Linked DNA regions of Homo sapiens: region 1 is linked to region 2. A link is an interaction called in ENCODE POLR2A ChIA-PET data of the cell type or tissue named here. Cell type or tissue: PC-9. All regions are shown on one strand.

Region 1 (2,500 bases), 99 kb after region 2:
AAAAAGTAAGCTCTCGTTGTATTTTAATGTTCATTTTAAGTAAATCATTACACAAGTGGACTTTGAGACTGGAAGAAAAAAAAAAAAACCCAACCCGGTGAAAAGAAACTACACTCTATGAGGAAGACACCATCACCATGGGTGCAAGGTGAGTGATCTTAATCTACCCGTCCCAAGAAAAATCAGCACCCACAAGGCTTTTGTCACTGTCAGGGCCAGAAATCATAATCCTTGTCCAGTTTCCTTTTGTCTTGGGTAGAGAGATATATGCTAAGAACAGAACGTGACCTAGTGGTTTATATCTGCAGCACATGCTCTGTGTTGGGTGCAGGTGCACACACCCCACCGGGTGCAGGCTCCCCTCAACTCATCTGGCGCCCACCGGGTCCAAGGGCCGCCCTCCTGGCAAGCACACAGTGGACAGCCCAGCCTCAGCTATCATGCATGGGAAGGGGCTGGGGGTACTTGCCGTATCTGGAAGCATAGTCTGGTCTGGGCACCAAAATAATTTTCTGGTAAACTTTGCAGAAAGATTGGAGTTCAGCATCGAAGGGACGCCGTGTGGTCCCCACAATCAGAATCCGGTCATCTGGTTTCAGGAGTTTCAGGATTTGGGGAAGGTGTTTTTTCAGGCGTTTAGGTTCATTCTGGGAGAGAGAAAAAAAAATTGGTCCACATATAGAAAAAAAGAATGAAAAAATGAAAGAAAATTTACTTAGGATGCATTGCAGCATCCTTTGTTAAAGTGATTGCAAAGCTCTGACAAACACAATTTCTTAAGGTTTGTCCTGGGATGGGTCTCGGAATGTGCTTCCCAGTATGACCCAGTGGATTTTAATTGTCAGTGTTTCCTTTCCTCAACCTCTGGTGTCCAGATTTAGAGGGTGGGAAGGAAGGAAGCACCTTGGCCCTAGGAATGGGAAGTGGTGGCTGATTTACAAACGGAAGGAAGCTCACTCGGACCTGTAATGAGCTGTGGTGCTCCCATTTTCCTAAGTTGTTTGGAAGCTGGACACAAGACTTCCTTTGCTGATTGCTGGAACAATGAAGAGCCCAGCTCCTGCATCTCATGTCTGAAAAATACCTGGTTACATAAGGCTGTGAAACTTATCTCTCTGAAGCAGTTGGGAAATAGTTTGAACCTGAATTATTTTAGTATAATCTCAGCACTAATGAGGGAGAGGAATGAGCGAGAACAGGCTGGCTGTTCAGCACCCCAGGGAGGACGACTTCCAGCCCGTGGGAGTCAGATCTGACCATGTTGCCATGGGCAACAGCCTGGCTGCAAACGAACCTCGCCCCCAGTGCAGACAGCAAAGAGGAAGCCGGGGAAGGAGAAGCACACCAGGGGCAATGGTGAGAGCCTCTGCAGAGACTTCCCAAGCACAGTCGAGGCCATTTTTGCTCCCATTTGGCTGACGGCTAATGATGTTCCTGCGTCTTTTCATGTGCTTATTGGTCATTTGTGTATCTTATTTGGAAAAATGTGTATTTAGATTGTTGGCCCACTTTAAAAGTTGGGTTATTTGTCTTTTTATTATTGAGTTGTAAGGGTTCTTTGTAGGTTCTATTAATAGATAGAAGTCCCTCAATATTACATGGTTTGCAAACATTTTCTTCTGTTCTGTGGGTTGTCTTTTCACTTTCTTGAGGATGTCCTTTGCAGCAAAAAAGTTTTTAATTTTGATGAGTTGCAATTTTCTTTTTGTGGCCTGTACTTTTGGTGTCATATCTAAGGAACAACTGCCTAATCTAAGGTCACAAAATTTATGCCTATATTTTCTTGTAAGAGTGTTCTAGTTTTAGCCCTTATTTTTAGGTCTTTGATACATTATCAGTTGATTTTTGTATATGGCGTGAGGTAAGGGTCCAACTCTTTCTTTTGCAGGCAGCAATTCAACAGTCCCAGCATTACTTGTTGAAAAGATTATTCTTTCTGAATTGAATTGTCTTTGCACCTTTGTCAAAACGAACTGTAATGTAAGGCTTTATTACTGGATTCCTGATTCTGATCCATTGATCTATGTCTCTTCTTAGGCAAGTCCACACTGTCTTGATTGTTGTAGCTTTGTGGTAAGTTGGAAAATGAAATTGGGACATGTGAGTCCCCCAACTTTATTTTTCTTTTGAAGAATGTTTTGGCTGGATCTCCTGAATTTCTGGATGAATTTTAGGATCAGTTACCAATTTCTGCAAATAAGCTGGCTGAGATTTCATGGGAATTGCATTGAATATGTAGGCCAATTTGGGAATTATTACCATCTTAACAAGATTAAGTCTTTCAACCAATGAATACAAATGTCTTTCCATTTATTTAGGCTTCCTTTAAATTTTTCAGCGTTTTTGTAGTTTTCAGAAAAGTCTTGCACTTCTTGTGTCAAAGAACTTTGTGAGAACAATTTCTTTTATTTTTGAGACAGAGTCTCACTGTGTCATCCAGGCTGCAGTGCAGTTGCACAATCTCTGCTCATTGCAATCACCACCTCCTGGGTTCAAGTGA
Region 2 (2,500 bases):
ATTCGATTTGTTTTTCTGAGAGATGAAAACTACTTACTGCCTTCTCTGGGAAATGCTAAATCCCCAACCCAGCCCCACCCTACCCTAGCGCTCAGTAAACCCACCCTGGATTCCTGAGTCTTCTCAGGGACTGATGGGGAGAAGCCATAGGTGGGGATCTAGCTCAGCCACAGTGTGGGCCAGCACCGTCTCCAGGTCCTTGGCGATGCAGTCAGGAAGTCTGAATCAGCTTTCTGTAACTCCCGCCCTCTGGTCCCAGTTCTGCCACCAGGAGGGACGTGAATTAAGGCTCAGGAAGCCGGAATCAGCTTTCTGTAACTCCCGCCCTCTGGTCCCAGTTCTGCCACCAGGAGGGACATGAATTAAGGCTTCTCTGCATGTGGTGTGTCCCTCTAAGCATCAGCTCCCCCATGTCAGTGCTCTCTATGACTGTGGGCTGGATGGGCCAGCATTCTATCACGGAGGGGCACCGAGGTGGTGGCCACTGGGGACCTGCTCCCTGTACTCAGATCAATCCCTTCCCCACCAGGGGAGCTGGAATTGGCCACCGGGAAGTCTTTTCATGGGAGAGCACATGGGGCCACTGCTTTCAAACAGGGTCTGGTCGTTTCTGCTGCTGGATCTGCTGCAGGGCAGTCAGGTGTCTGTGCCGGAGGAGGCTGGAATCCAGGCAGCCTGAGCTTGCCTCCCTCTCTTCCCAGCCTGTGTGGAGGCCTTGGGCCACTACTCACTGTCCGGGCTGCCGTTTCCTCAGTACCAGCCCACATCCCTTTGCTGTGGGCGTGCTCCAGTATCCTGTCGTCCAGGTGTACCACAGGACAGCAGCAGAACTTAGGGGTGGGAAGATTCGGGAGGGAAGGAGGAAACTGATTTTGGATACAGAATGTGCAAATGATGGGTGAACATGACTATCTATTTGAAATTGTGACATTTGTGTGTGTGTATGTCCAGGGCTGCCGTTGGTATTTTTGGTCTGGGATAGGTGAGGGAGAGGAGGCCCAGAAGGGGTCGGCTGCGACATGCAGCCCCAACAGGAACTGCCATTTGCCTTTCCTGCAGCCCCCACCGCCTCACTGGTTGGCAGGAGCTGCTCGGCCCTCTGACAGTGTTTTGAGTTTATTCTCTTCTCCCCGTGTGAGGTATAAACAGAACTGTGTCAGTTCTTTGGAAGCCAACCTTCCGCATTCTTTGCCTGCCAGAGCTTAAGAGTCAGGGACATGGGACACTGGCCGCCGGCCACTGACCTCAGATTCTCAAATCCCATGGTCTGGCAGAGCTGCTGTAGATTCCAACGCATGTGAAACTTCTTGGTAAATATGTTGCATCTGAGCTGGTGGCGGGTGGGGTGCCCAAAGCAGGGTGCCATCCGAGAAAGCCCCAGATGCAGCATGGTGGTCAGCAAGTGTCTGCACATCTTGAGTGGGCAGGGGGAGGAGGGGACCTCTTTCCACTTGGGAGGTCTGCTTGTCCGCCCAGCGCACAGTGACCATGTTCAGGCAGCAAGAGCACCTGCAGACACGTATGAAGTCAGGACCTCTGGTTTCTTCCTTTTTCCTTCCCCATTCTTGGGATTCCCCAGATTCCAGGAGGAGGATCTACAGAGAGTCCTGGGGTCCTGCCTCTACTGATGCTGGCTGTGCCCCTGCTGTAGCTGTGGCATTTGCAGATTCATAAAGGACCTCACACAGAGCTGTGTGCCAGAGGCTGCTCCGGGCGCAACTGAAGGAGAGACTTTCCTTCTTCAGCACCCACCTCCCTGGCTGCCAGATGCAGGCACGGGCAGCTCCACACCTAAACCAATGCTCCTTTGTAAAGACAAGAGGCACACCCAGCGTCATCGGATAGGCATTCCCACCAATCGCTGCTTTGCCTTTCCAACTGGATCTCTTATAGGCCATCACCTAAAACCTACACTTTACTGCGAGCAAACTTCATCAGATGTCCTTTTCTTGTGTACGTTAAACCCAGTGCCACTGTGCCCAGTCTACACACGGGAGCCTTACACTCCCAGAGAGTATTAGTAGCCCCTTAAAAATAAATGACTGAGCTTTAAAGAACAAGGGTACCTGATAGTCCAAACGTGGCTGGAGATTTCACCTGCCATTCCATCTCATCCTTATTGATCTCAAACACCACGTTGGCATCCTGGAAGAACTGGTCCATGAGGGGCTTCAGATGGTCGAGGTCCCCTGCGACCAGGGCAGTGTGGTACTCCTGCACCGGGGACCCTGCTCTAGCTTGAGGATCCTTCTCTGTCTTTTGAAATATTTGAAGTTTTCCTCTCACTGGCCCTGGCTGTCTCTCCATTGAGATGCCGTCGATTTCAGAAGAGTTCTTCAGGAACGGGAAAGATGGTCTTATGGAGTGTGAGCTATTTCTATTGTCATTACTCAATTGTCATCCAGTTGGGGCTCGATGGTGGTATATTTATAACTCCTGTGGGCTCCGATGTGATAATGGTTACTTGATATGACCAGGGGCATGTGAGCACTGGGATGCC

The links. Peaks named below come from ENCODE experiments on the same cell type or tissue, not always from the same donor. Only the 100,000 strongest peaks of a DNase experiment are listed, where the experiment ranks them.
Region 1: POLR2A ChIA-PET joins it to region 2 with 5 read pairs; 2 of 35 experiments call an interaction of 5 or more read pairs at or near these places.

What each region holds. Positions count from the first base shown.
Region 1 is chr2:236,337,736-236,340,235 of GRCh38, forward strand. It overlaps DRC11 (dynein regulatory complex subunit 11), which reads right to left. Exons shown (of 19, transcript NM_024726.5): 17 at 470-647. It overlaps LOC105373945 (a long non-coding RNA gene), which reads left to right and starts at 83. Exons shown (of 5, transcript XR_007088138.1): 1 at 83-148. In PC-9, no CTCF peak of the experiment used is centred here; no DNase peak of the experiment used is centred here; H3K27me3 peaks cover 2,162 bases.
Region 2 is chr2:236,239,214-236,241,713 of GRCh38, forward strand. It overlaps ASB18 (ankyrin repeat and SOCS box containing 18), which reads right to left. Exons shown (of 6, transcript NM_212556.4): 2 at 2,067-2,189. Among named protein-coding and RNA genes, the nearest start is that of ASB18, 24 kb to the right of the region's middle. In PC-9, no CTCF peak of the experiment used is centred here; DNase peaks (open chromatin) are centred at 1,208 and 1,558; H3K27ac peaks cover 1,003 bases.